Linked DNA regions of Homo sapiens: all the other regions are linked to region 1. A link is a contact called in ENCODE Hi-C or POLR2A ChIA-PET data. All regions are on one chromosome and are shown on one strand. Each heading gives the region's core, a stretch centred on a gene start or an enhancer-like site at or near the end of the contact. The rest is flanking DNA. Distances are from core to core; before and after follow the strand shown. Region 1 holds the start of MALT1 (MALT1 paracaspase). Region 2 has its middle 130 kb from the start of ZNF532. Region 3 overlaps ZNF532 (zinc finger protein 532). Region 4 overlaps NEDD4L (NEDD4 like E3 ubiquitin protein ligase).

Region 1 (3,095 bases), core at 382-2,881:
CTCGAGGTCAAAACAGTGCCCAGCTGAGCTATATTGGCTAAGAGTAAATAACACTGGCACCCATTTAACTCGTATGCACACGAGAGGTTGCATAAGCAACGCTTTGTACATGGCAGACTTTTCTAAGAAGTCTAAATTTAGAAGACCTCTGTTGAATTTAAATTAAAAGGCAGGATTCCAGTAAAGACTAGAAGATTTTATTTCCATAATTGGCACATGCAGGTAACAGATCCTCAGAAAATATTTGTACAGTAATTGAGGACAAAACAGGAAGGCACCTGAAGCGGTTGGGAAAGGCTTGCCAAGTCAAACTGAGTATGAAACGGCACTTGTATGTGTAAGGGTAATAGCATTTACTGAGTCATCTACGATGTGCCAGTTACCGAGTTAAGTGCTTCACATACATCAACTCCTTTAATTCTGGCAACAACTCTATATAAACTGTATTGTCAGTCCTGTGTTAATAGATGAGGCAGAGAAATTAAGAAACTTATTCAAGCTCCTAACACTTGAATCGAGCAGATCTTTCATGCTCTTAGCCATCTCACTGCAGTCTGAATTCTTAACTTATGCTAGAGTGAAGTTTAATGACTGCTTGTGCTAGAATGTGGTGGAGACTGTATGGCGCACCTACCTCGCCAACATGTATAAGAATATAGGTATCCAAATTACTGGTCAGAAAATCCTGCGGCCTTGGGTGATGAAAAGCTAATGGCAACAGAAATTGGGCCAGGAAGCCTCGTGTAGGGAACTACCTGACTGGTCACATTTCGTAAGTTACTTCCTTTTTGTCCCAAACGAAGCCATAGTTTTCAAAGGGATAATGGCCTTGGATGTTGCTAAGATTGGCAGAGAGAGCTCAGGTGTCGTCCATTCCGGATCATTCCAGGGAAAGGCATCCTCTACAGGGTTGCCTGCTTTGATGACGGAGATTGCGGGCGGCAGTCTGACGCGGTGTAAACCAGATGATTCCTGCTAAAAACAATCATTTCCAAGATCTGATTAGCCCTAAATATGCCACAGCTCAGTTTGCAAAGTAGTAATTGTTTAAAAGTCTAGGCAAAGATTTTGGCCAATTCCAACTCAAGTATCCGGATCTCCAGCACTACTTCCCTCTAGCAATGCCATACACATCTAACCCTAAAACGAGGAAGCGTCCGCTGAGGTTGCCCACTGCAGGATGCTGGTGTGTCGCCGGGCACATGAAAGTCCCTGAGTCAGGGGAGAGCGCTCGCCGGGGACTGCGGGCGGGAGCCGGCGACTGAGAACCGCTTGCCCCGCTCTCTGGCGTGAGTACGCAGGCCTCCTCCCACGGTCTCAGGAAGCCCAGACGCCGCAGGCTTCCCCGCCGTAGAGGAGCTGCCGGGGCGTAATTCCTCCACCGCTTCCTCCTCCAGCTGCACCCACCCGTCCTTTCCTGCTCGGGAGGGCTGGGTTTGAAGCGCGCGCCACGGCCAGCCCGGGACCGCGGGGGAGGGCGAGGGAGGCGCGCAGCCGCACGCACGCAGTAGGCAGCCCCGCCCCGCCCCTCGAGGCCCAAGGTCCCGCCCCTCGAGGCTCCGTGCCCCGCCCCCCGGGTGCCCCGCCCCTTTGCGCGGCTGGCGCGGCCAGCAGGCCAGGCTCCCCTCGGCAAACCTGTCTAATTGGGGCGGGGAGCGGAGCTTCCTCCTCTGAGGGCCGTGCCGCGCTGCCAGATTTGTTCTTCCGCCCCTGCCTCCGCGGCTCGGAGGCGAGCGGAAGGTGCCCCGGGGCCGAGGCCCGTGACGGGGCGGGCGGGAGCCCCGGCAGTCCGGGGTCGCCGGCGAGGGCCATGTCGCTGTTGGGGGACCCGCTACAGGCCCTGCCGCCCTCGGCCGCCCCCACGGGGCCGCTGCTCGCCCCTCCGGCCGGCGCGACCCTCAACCGCCTGCGGGAGCCGCTGCTGCGGAGGCTCAGCGAGCTCCTGGATCAGGCGCCCGAGGGCCGGGGCTGGAGGAGACTGGCGGAGCTGGCGGGGAGTCGCGGGCGCCTCCGCCTCAGGTGAGCTCAGGGCCGCGGCAGGCCGGGCGCGCGGGTCGAGCGGGGTGGGCTGCGGTGGGGAGGTGGGGGCGCTGTCGGTGGGGCTGAGCGCGGCGGGGGCCGCCGGCGTGAGTGAGCGGAGGTGGGGAGGACTTCGGTCATTGAGGCGGAGCGGAACTCAGCAGCTCCCCGGAACGCCTGGGGTTTGAGAGCGGGGCCCAGGGCTCTGGAGGGTGGAGGCAAAAGTGGCCCAGCGGCTGCCTCGCTCCCTGTTCCCACCCCCGCCCCTGGTGAAAGGGAGAAGTCGAGGTTGACCCCGGAGGATAGTGAGAGAAGGAAAGCTGTCAGGGGACCCCTAGGATGGGGCAGTCATCCAGAGGACTTAAAATGCAAAAGAAAGGGATGTGGACACTGCTCTGGGAGACCTAAGGAAGGCTGGGAAGAAGCGCAGGCGAGGTGATGAATGCAGAGGGTGGGGTGCAGGAATTCATGAACATTTTGCAAGGTATTGGGAAAGACTGACGCCGAACTCATCATCTCCCTCCATCAAACCAGGTTACCACGTTCTCTTCTTGACTTCACCATGAACATGAAACTCGAAGTAAAACTATTTTCCTTGTTAGGTTTGGAATGGCTGTATTAGGGTTCCTGAAGTTTTGGTCTCGAGACTCCTTTACCCTCTTAAGAATTATTGAGGACCCCAGAGAGCTCTTATGTGGGTTAGAGATAATACATACATGTAATACATACTGATATTTACCACCTTTGAAATTAAAGCTAAGACATTTAAAAAATATTAATTTATTTAAAAAGAATAACCCATTATATGGTAACAGAAATAATACTTTCGTGGAAAAACAAATTTTCCAAAACAAAAAAGTCTATTAGAGAAGTGGCATTGGTTTTCATTTTGAAGATCTCTTTAATGTCTTGGCTTAATCACAGAGCTGGATTCGTTTATGTGCTTCTGCATTCAGTCTGTCGCACTATTACAGGTCACAGAACGCTGGAAACTGCAGTGTCCACTCCTGAAAGAATGAATGAAAAAGCTAAATAAAGTCTTAATATTGTTATGAAAAATCTTTATGACCTTGTGG
Region 2 (3,104 bases), core at 18-2,517, 320 kb after region 1:
GCCATTCCAAGAGGGAAATTTATAGCAAGAAATGCCCATATTTCTGTGAAAAGTCTCTCTTCATGCTACTAGAAGTTTCTGGAGTAGCCAGTTGTCATTCTATAGTCACTGTTACCCCCAATCAACCCATTCTGAACAGCCCAGCCTCAGTTCACATGGTTTGAGTATAAGGCTGAATTTGAGACTAGGCTACTCTCAGTCTTTTCAGAGTATTTTCTTTTCACATCCATTTTTTCTTCACAGTCCCAATGGATTTTGAATGTTTTAGTAACGATTCAATACATTGGATAAAACTTTAATGATCTTAGCCTACATTTTTCTAGGCATTTGCTCATTTATATTTGCTGCCTTCTTTGGAAATCTAGATTTGGGGGTACCCTAGATCCTGTTTCAATTAAGGTCCCAGCAGAATGCAGTGCAGCACACTGCAAAAGGTTTAACTTTCAAGAAATTAAGGAAGGGACTATACACAGAGCTGTGTGCTGGAACAAGGCCTGAGAAGCCTGAGTAGGGGTGGAAGCTGGAGCTGTGGGAAAAGGGCACTCAGGAAGAGCCACTGCCAGAGCCACAGTGAAGCCAGGAAGGTGTGGGGAGCGGAATCACCAGGAGGCCCTCTCATCACACTCAAAGATTTCCTGCCCGCACCTCCCACCTGCCAAAGCTAAATACAAGCTAGATGACAAGGCAGCCACAGTAATAGTCTATAGATGTCCGTGTGTTGGGCACAAAACAGGACAAAGAAGGGTGGATGAAGGATCTGGGTTTCCGAGTGGGAGGTTATAATGATCACTGACACGTGGCATGCACTTTCAGGAGTGCGTGTTCTATGCCTGTTTTGTCAACATGCATTTTGTCCCCTACAGGCAGGCTCTCCAATGGAATACGGTACTTCAGATTCTACATTTACCCTTTCTAATTACCTTGCCAGGTTTCTCCTGGAATTATACCTTTTCCCTAGTGGTTATTTTTATGCAAGGAAACAGAATCACATTTCCCAGAAGATATTCCTTACCAGTTTCTAAATTCAATTTATGAGGTTAGTTCTGACTCATCACGTAGCGCTATTTATAATGTTTCCCAGTATTTAAGGGAACTGATTATTAAATTTGCTGTGCTATTTTATTGCAAGCTGCTTTATCCTTGAGCTTTTCTTATAGTTAGAACTGTACATTACATGACCATGGCAGATCTATTTGCAAATACAATCCTTGGCAAGACCATGTTTTCACCCGGGGGAGTTCTATAATTAGAGTCCACCATAGCACACCTCCAAGTCCAACTCAGTTCCAGAAAGTGTGGGTTTCGCCCCTGAGTCCATGAGTCATTTCCTGACCTTCAGGTCATGTCATGCTTAATTGGATTGGTTATTTTTGGAGAACAAATGCTATTTGTTTTTTAAAAAAGAACAAGGTAGGCACAGGTCCGCTGATCAGAGAGGATGGTGTGATGTTGACAAGAGTTAACGGGAAGTAGAGCAACATCTTCCACCCTTTCCAAGGTGGAAACAGATGCATCTGTAAGCAGGAGTAATGAATGTCTCTACTTTGCCAGTTCAGCACCTGAACTTCCCTTTCCAGTGTTGGGGGTACCTGCCATTGTATGAATCTTGGCAAGAGATAGATCTTACCTCCCACTGCAGAATCCAGAAGGTCACTCACCCTGACTCCCAGCAGCCTAACTTCAGGCACGGGATGACCAAAACTATGCTCCTGCTCGACTCTTCAGTAGGTGATACAAAGGAGCGGGCCAGTTCAACACCATTTGTCTGGTGGCGTGATGGCAGCATAGTGGCAATGGCCGTGGTGACTCTGAATTGAGAGTAGACTTGTGAACTGTTTGTCAAGGTGAGGGAAGTCAGTTTGTCTTTAAGGAACTACTGAATGTCTTGGACACAAGCAGTGCCAACATCATGGGGAGAACCTAAAGTTTAGACTCTTGGTTCCCTCTGAATAAGACACCAGCTAAACAACATGCCAGTCTCTGTTGTTTCAGAAGAGACCAAAATAAATGGAAGCGAGTGCCTTTCAATTGCTATAAGACCAGCCCCGGAAGACCTCCCTGCTCCCGTCACCATATCTAACCTCACCTCCTATCACTTCCCCCTACTCCCATGTCACTCCTTTTCGTTCCTATCCACGATTCATATTCCTGTTACAGGACCTTGGCACATGCTCTTCCTTCTCGTGGAATGCTCTTTCCCCAGTTCTCATGAGGGTTTTTCACATGTTTCACATCCGGTCCATGCAGAAGTCCCCCGCCTGGAGAGCCTTCCCCAATTCCCTTACTGAAATGTGCCCACCCCACTGAGCACACACCTGCTTTGCCACTCTCCATCTCCGCTTCCCATTATTTTTCTCCCTGGCACTTATCACTGCCTGACATGATATGCTTATGTGCTAAGTGTCTGCCATCCCCTGGAAGAATGTTCTAAGATTTTCCATGAACTCTCTGCTTGCTTTCTAATCTGAAACTGCCATTTCCTCTCATTGCAAGAGGCATTCTTCCTTTTGCGGCCTGAGAGCAGTGGGTATTAGTTATATTTTCCCCTTTGATCCTTATTCTGGACAGTCAAAACTGATCCTTGTTTTCTCAAACCCATTGCCAAGTGATGGGAGCCCGAATGCCCTTTCCTTTTTAATAGTTACTTGAATAAAGTGACCGTGTCATAAATAATAGCACCAGCCGGTTGATTGCTGCTGCTTCCGGAAACGTTAGAGGCCTGCTTTCAGGAAACGAAGGCATTATTTATTTTCATGTCCTATTTTTATGCCCAGCAAACTGCTTGCAAAAAACAAAAAACAAAAAACAAAACAGGTACCTAAAATATTTTTGTAAAATGACTGAGCTTCCTTGAGCCTTGATTAGTCATAATTTTTTTTTTCTTAGGGGTTGGGACAAACAGAAGGATCTTGAGCTATTAATTACCCAGAAGTAAGATCCTCTTTTTCTTTTTTATTTAGGTAGTATTTTTAAACCATCGTAAGTGGTTTTTATTCCTAATGATTAAAATGTGGAGGTGGGTTCTGCTCATTATATTTTTTCTCCACTTGAAAAAAGATGAAGTATTTAATGCTGAATTCTAAAAGCAATGTCATTCTTACTTT
Region 3 (2,952 bases), core at 404-2,903, 290 kb after region 1:
TCCTGAATAGCTGGGACTACAGGCGCCCACCACCACGCCCGGCTAATTTTTTGTATTTTTAGTAGAGACGGGGTTTCACCATGTTAGCCAGGATGGTCTCGATCTTCTGACCTCGTGATCTGCCCGCCTCGGCCTCCCAAAGTGCTGGGATTACAGGCGTGAGCCACCGCACCCAGCCGGCCCTGGCATTCTTAAAGCTTCCAGGTGATTCCAGTGTTGTGGCAGGGCTGGGAACACTCATACCACCTGGGATCTGCCGCACACCTGCCCTTGCTGCTGATGCTCATTGCTGTGGCCCTCACTGTGTGACTGCTATAGCACCAACACACCTTTGTTGAGTTTATGTTTTGGGGAAGGTTGATCTCAAGTGTATTTGTTTAAAGACTCCACCCAACGTTCACTCTTGGTGGTGAAGGCAGGGGACACAACTCTCTGGATGTTGGATTTACAGCATTAGTAAGTCTGTTCAATATAATTTAAAGCCTGATTATAAATGATTTTAGGATGTCTTAATGTTTCTGTTCCTAAAGCCTTTAAGAAAAGTCCATAGATTTCATCTGCATTTTCCATACAGGGTGCAGGTGATAGGTGATTTGAATACTTGCTATTTTGTAGCCTTTCCCATTCTGAAATTCACTTTCAGTTCACTCAGAGATGTAGGTGAAAGACAGCAGTGGCAGTGAAGGAAAGTGGGAGAATGAAAGGATCAGAGTGTGGAGAGATGACCACAGCCACTGAGGCAGGTGTGCTGTTGTTACTTTTGAAAAGAATGGCAAGGCAATCAGCTTGCATTTCCTAGTTTGGGACCACCATGCTTAGAATCAGATTGACTGAGGAGCTTTACAGAGACTCTCACTTGCACAGTATTTAAAAGAAAAAAATGTGTGTGTGTGTGTGTGTGTGTGTGTGTGTGTGTGTGTGTGTATGTATATAAATTTTTAAAGTGCCCACTTGGCCGGGTGCAGTGGCTCACGCCTGTAATCCTAACACTTTCAGAGGCTGAGGCAGGAGGATTGCTAGAGCCCAGAGCTTGAGGCTGCAGTGAGCCGCAGTCGTGTCACTGCACTCCAGTGTGGGCAACAGAGTGAGACCCTGTCTCAAAAAAAAAAAAAAAAAAAAATTTAAAAGGTGCTCACCCACACAACCTGGAACCTAGCCATGTGTATGAAATGTGTGGTAGGGCATAATTGCCCCCCTTAATCTCCCTGAAACTTGTTTAGATAACTTTGTGAAATAAAACGTTACATCTCCATGTTGTTTCTGTCTTCGTGCTGTACTGTGGTGATGGCCATTAGTTAAGGGGATAAAAATACTGAAATACTGTCTAGTTTGCATAGTTCATTGCCAGATGGTTTCATTTTCATTCTTTTACTGTTAGAGTTCATCCTGTTGTCATTAGGCATGCCTTACTACAAAGTCTCTTATTTAATCTAAATGTAGGGATATAATAGATTTTTATCCTTTTAAAACTCATCTTTTAGCTATGGCGACTTTGACTTCCTGCCAAAATCCTGTTACCCTAGCAACAGGTAAAAAATTTTTTAAAAAACCAGTTTCTCCTATCTTTTTTGGCTTAGAACTTATTTGTGATCTCAAGGTTTTAGGAGAAATATCTTTAAATCAGTTGCATGTTCTCTTCTATCTCTGGTTGACTGTTAGAGAGTGATGGCTTCTCACTTGATTCTGCATTTGTGTCAGATGTGATTAAAAGGCACATTAAGAGTTTGTATATTCATGCTAGAAATGTATATCACTGCTGGCTTTATGAAACTTATTTTTCATTAGTTTTGGCCACTGGAATTGATATTTTGTTTGTGTGTGTGTGTGTGTGTGTGTGTGTGTGTGTGTGTGTGTGTGTATACACAGTTTTTCTTTTTTTTTTTAGACAGAGTCTCGCTCTGTCGCTCAGGCTGGAGTGCAGTGGCGTGATCATAGCTCAGTGCTACCTCACACTCTTGGTCACGAGCAATCTGCCAGCCTCAGCCTCCTGAGTAGCAGGGACTACAGGTGAACACCACCATGCCTGGCTAATTTTTATTGATTTTCATTTTTTTGTAGGGAGTTCGGGGTAGAGGGAGTTGTCTTTGTTGCCCAGGCTTGTCTCAAACTCCTGGCCTCAAGTGATCCTCCAGCCTTGGCCTCCCAAAGTGCCAGGATTACAGATGTGCGCCATCACACCTGGCCTATAATTTTATTATATTCTAAATATTTTTACTTCATATATTTCTTATATATTTATATACTATAGATCATATATAATACATATTTCTTATACTATATAAATCTATAATTTTTAATACTAACTTTTATTATAATTTATATTTTATTAGTTTATTTGATATTTTATTAGTATGGTTTACTATATGTAGTTTTCTGAAGTCCTCCACTTGATTTAATAAGAACTTTTTTTAATGTAAGGCTATAAATGTGTTGTAAAAAGGATGTTGAAAATTTTTGGTTCAGAGCATATTAAAGTACATATTGAACTATTGGTGATTTTGGTAGCTTGTGGCTAAATTGGAAGGCGGGGTGTTAAGGATACTGGGGCTAACACTGTCTGAGGGCTTACCCTACTTACTATCTCATTGCAGCAGGCTCCTGAGGGGAGACAGTTACGAATCCCACTTTTAGGTGAGGAAATGAAGCCTGAGAAAGGTTCAATAACTTACCCCAGGGTTTTGCAGCCTGCCAGAGGCAGGTTTCTAGCCCAGACTCTGCAGTTTGCACAGAATGAAAGCTGACATTTCAAAAGCTGCTTAATTTTAGTCTCCTTGAATCTTTCAATATAGATGTGGGACAGTTAGCAGATATGTCTTTCCATCCAGTTTTTACTTCTGCTTTTGATGTAGTCATTTTCATTTCATTTAGGTGTTCAATCTTGGTTAAAGTTGGTTATGCCATCATTAACTGGACGTGTGTGTAGTTTTGGAAGACTGTGAATGTCCTGGTTTT
Region 4 (2,955 bases), core at 411-2,910, 360 kb before region 1:
GACTACAGGCATGAGCCACCAAGCCCAGCTAATTTTGTGTTTTTAGTAGAGATGGGATTTCGCCATATTGGCCGGGGTGATCTCGAACTCCTGACCTCAAGTGATCTGCCCGCCTCAGCCTTCCAAAGTGCTTAGATTACAGGCGTGAGCCACCGTACCTGGCCATTTTTGTTTTTAATCGGTGTAGTGTCCCTAACCTAAATATTTCACATGGCCTGAACTTTCTGTAGTTTTAGCAGCAATGGGATGCTTTGAAACCTAGATCTCTCACCAACTACATCTTCCATTGACTGGTGAAACACTAGTTTAAGCCAATTCATTTTGACCATGTGCATTTTTGTGCTTGATCCCTATTTTATTTCAAAAATAATTTCCATCTCTATTCATGTAAACTAATAAGAGCCTTCCGTTTCCTTTAATGGCAAATTGTCTCATCTTTTACTGTTTTAAAACATTTTTTTAACATCATGAGAAAACGTGATAAAAGGTATAAGTGTAGTTTCCTGGCTTTTGCAGTACCTCAGGGAATTCGGTAAACTGTATTCCATTTGAGGAAAGGAACGGTTGGAGTAGGAGGTAGTGTAAAGATAACATAGCAAATAAGCATTTTACCAGAACCCTCTGAAGTCTCATCAGACTGTGCCATCATCAGAATCCCTCCCTTCTCATCTACACCGTTTAAAGCCAGCATCCAGTCAGAAGCCCAGAGCTGGTACCGCCTTGCTTTCCTGCCAGTTGCTGACATATGGCACACAGTGTCAGTTAAGGGCACAGGCTGATGGGCAGCTTGGCCACATACCTCTCTGGCTTCCTATCTGTAAAATGGGCACAATCATTGTACCTGCCTCTGAAGGTTGTTGCGAGAACTAGACGCAGCCTTGGCACAGAGCCCACAGAGAGTGAGCACTGTGTAAAGACTGGCTGCCAGCCATTAGTACTGGGTGCCTGTCTTTTGGTGTCTGGGCAAAGCTTTAACCTGTTTTATCAGTTTAGAACTCAGATGTCTCCCTGGCAAAACAACACGGGCATATAGATATTTTGTGAAGTTTTGTTGAAGTGCACTTAGGTTAATGATTCATGGGCAGCCTTTCAAAGCTATCAGGCTGTGAAACAGCTTTGAATAAGATTGTCTTGTCCTTCTGCTGATTGTCTTTTCCTTCCCACATTAGCAGCCATAGCAGGAGGAGGAGAGGTGGCAAGTGGCCACACTACTCTGCTCACATTAAGCAGACAATTTATGGTCAATATTCAGTGAATTTCTTTTTTTTATAGTACAGTTAACTGATATTTATATTAGCTTTAAAATTATAGCAAAATCAGGCCAGGCATGGTGACTCACACCTGTAATCCTAGCACTTTGGGAGGTCGAGGAGGGCAGATCGTTGGAGGTCAGATGTTCGAGACCAGCCTGGCCAACGTGGTGAAACCCCATCTCTGCTAAAAATACAAAAATTAGCTGGGCGTGGTGGTGTGTGCCTGTAGTCCCAATTACTCAGTAGGCTGAGGCAGGAGAATCGCTTTAACCCAGGAGGCGGAGGTTGCAGTGAGCTGAGATTGCACCACTGTACTCCAGCCTGGGCGACAGAGCAAGAGACTCTGTCTCAAAAAAAAAAAAAAATAGTGAAATCAGCCAAATAGAGAACTAACAGGCACACTGCCTAATTCCTTGTGTAACTGTCATTGGTGTGAGTCACTGGGGCAGCGTGATTAGGTCTGTGAGCTGGATAGCAAGGCTGTCATTATTCTCAAGGCCTTCTGCTGACTGCTGCTCTTGGTAAGACATACAGAATCTGTGGGCACCTCCTCTTACCGCTCTATGCTAGATGAGGCGTCTCCACGTTGAGTTGTAGTAGATACAGCTAAGAAAGTAAAAGAAATGAAAATCTCATCAAAAGGATTGGGGCTAGTCTCATTCTTCATGCATACCCAAACCGTGGTAACTTTGATTTTTTTATTATCCAGAATGGATTGTTTAGAGGAGACAGATGGCTTTCCAGTTCATCAAATTTTTTCAATTATCTAAAAGGAATTCCTACGCTTGGAGCAAGTCATTTCAATAAATCTCATTCATATTTACCTGCTGCTTCCTTTTAAATGGAAGAAGAGAATGTTTTTCAAGTACACTTGAAAAATAGCATATGTGAATTAGAAACTTCCTCTGTAAACTAGCAGAGTAGAAATAAGAGGCCAGGATTCAGCACCAGGTAGGCTGGATTCCTTCTTAGGTGGCTCAAGCTGGCTATGGGGCTGGTCTCATCATATCTAAAGAACTGCCCAGCTTTTACGCATTTTGAATGTGGTGGAACCAGCTGCATCTTTTTATATGAGAGCGGCAAATAGTCATTGTGTTCCAGTTTGCTTCTCGGGTCATCTAAACATCAGAGGCCATGCCACAAGCACCGTAACTGAGGGATATAGTGTGACTGTGGTCCAGGCCAGTGACCTCTGGAGCTGAATCATGACTTCCCAGATGACTCCCAGAGCCTGAGAGGGGACTGGTGCGTGGCTCCAAATGATTTTCACCTGGGCCTCTTTGAAGTCGGGAGAGATACGTGCAGTATGGTAGATGTGGAGAGGGAGAGGCATGGTGTGTCCAAAAATTAGCAGGACCTGATCCATATACGTGGACTCTGAAGCAGTGCACTTACTAGATTAAAAAAAAAACAATGTACTTACTGGATTTAAAAAGTGTGTATTTTTTTGTGAGATGCAGTTTGTAAGATGCATTGGTAACTAGGCCATATACTTTTTCCATTGGCTCTCAGCTCTCAAGAAGCTCTTTAGTTTTTAGCATTGGATCAGTAAACACTTATTAAAATGTTCCCAGCATTTGTTTGCCATCTTCTCTTTCAGCTGGGCCCAGCTGTGCCCTCAAACCCTGCCTGTCTCTTCCCTGACTGATCATGTTCTCCCAGCTTCTACAGAGGCTTCCATAGCATTGTGCTTGGTAGCAGA

The links. A loop is a pair of places that touch in the nucleus more often than their neighbours do. ChIA-PET counts read pairs that join two places held with the same protein, here RNA polymerase II (POLR2A). Pooled maps may share reads with other maps.
Region 2: a loop to region 1 is called in a pooled map, with 5 times the contacts of the local background. The contact joins the enhancer-like site here to the promoter of MALT1 in region 1. A Hi-C loop is called at or near these places in 1 of 37 single-sample maps with no recorded cell type and 4 of 50 pooled maps. POLR2A ChIA-PET finds 5 or more read pairs at or near these places in 2 of 52 experiments (GM12878 and PC-3).
Region 3: a pooled map shows a loop between it and region 1 (5-fold over the local background). The contact joins the enhancer-like site here to the promoter of MALT1 in region 1. A Hi-C loop is called at or near these places in 14 of 37 single-sample maps with no recorded cell type and 5 of 50 pooled maps.
Region 4: a pooled map shows a loop between it and region 1 (3-fold over the local background). The contact joins the enhancer-like site here to the promoter of MALT1 in region 1. A Hi-C loop is called at or near these places in 1 of 50 pooled maps. POLR2A ChIA-PET finds 5 or more read pairs at or near these places in 2 of 52 experiments (BJ and PC-3).

The regions. Positions count from the first base shown.
Region 1 is chr18:58,669,834-58,672,928 of GRCh38, forward strand. MALT1 (MALT1 paracaspase) reads left to right here and starts at 1,632. Exons shown (of 17, transcript NM_006785.4): 1 at 1,632-2,019. The coding sequence starts at 1,811. It overlaps MALT1-AS1 (MALT1 antisense RNA 1), which reads right to left and starts at 2,040. Exons shown (of 2, transcript NR_164150.1): 1 at 1,636-2,040; 2 at 176-975. LOC105372146 (a long non-coding RNA gene) reads right to left here. Exons shown (of 4, transcript XR_935537.3): 4 at 2,780-3,026. RefSeq lists an enhancer at 951-1,210 and a silencer at 1,371-2,160.
Region 2 is chr18:58,990,289-58,993,392 of GRCh38, forward strand. No RefSeq gene overlaps it. Among named protein-coding and RNA genes, the nearest start is that of ZNF532, 130 kb to the left of the region's middle. Within about 2 kb of position 1,268, at least 9 of the 41 ENCODE cell types and tissues checked have a DNase peak (open chromatin) inside an H3K27ac peak, as active enhancers do.
Region 3 is chr18:58,962,723-58,965,674 of GRCh38, forward strand. All of the region lies in intron 7 of ZNF532 (zinc finger protein 532), which reads left to right. Among named protein-coding and RNA genes, the nearest start is that of ZNF532, 99 kb to the left of the region's middle. Within about 2 kb of position 1,654, at least 4 of the 41 ENCODE cell types and tissues checked have a DNase peak (open chromatin) inside an H3K27ac peak, as active enhancers do.
Region 4 is chr18:58,312,816-58,315,770 of GRCh38, forward strand. All of the region lies in intron 5 of NEDD4L (NEDD4 like E3 ubiquitin protein ligase), which reads left to right. Among named protein-coding and RNA genes, the nearest start is that of MIR122HG, 130 kb to the right of the region's middle. RefSeq lists an enhancer at 2,640-2,955. Within about 2 kb of position 1,661, at least 24 of the 41 ENCODE cell types and tissues checked have a DNase peak (open chromatin) inside an H3K27ac peak, as active enhancers do; they include PC-3, where a contact is called at or near this core.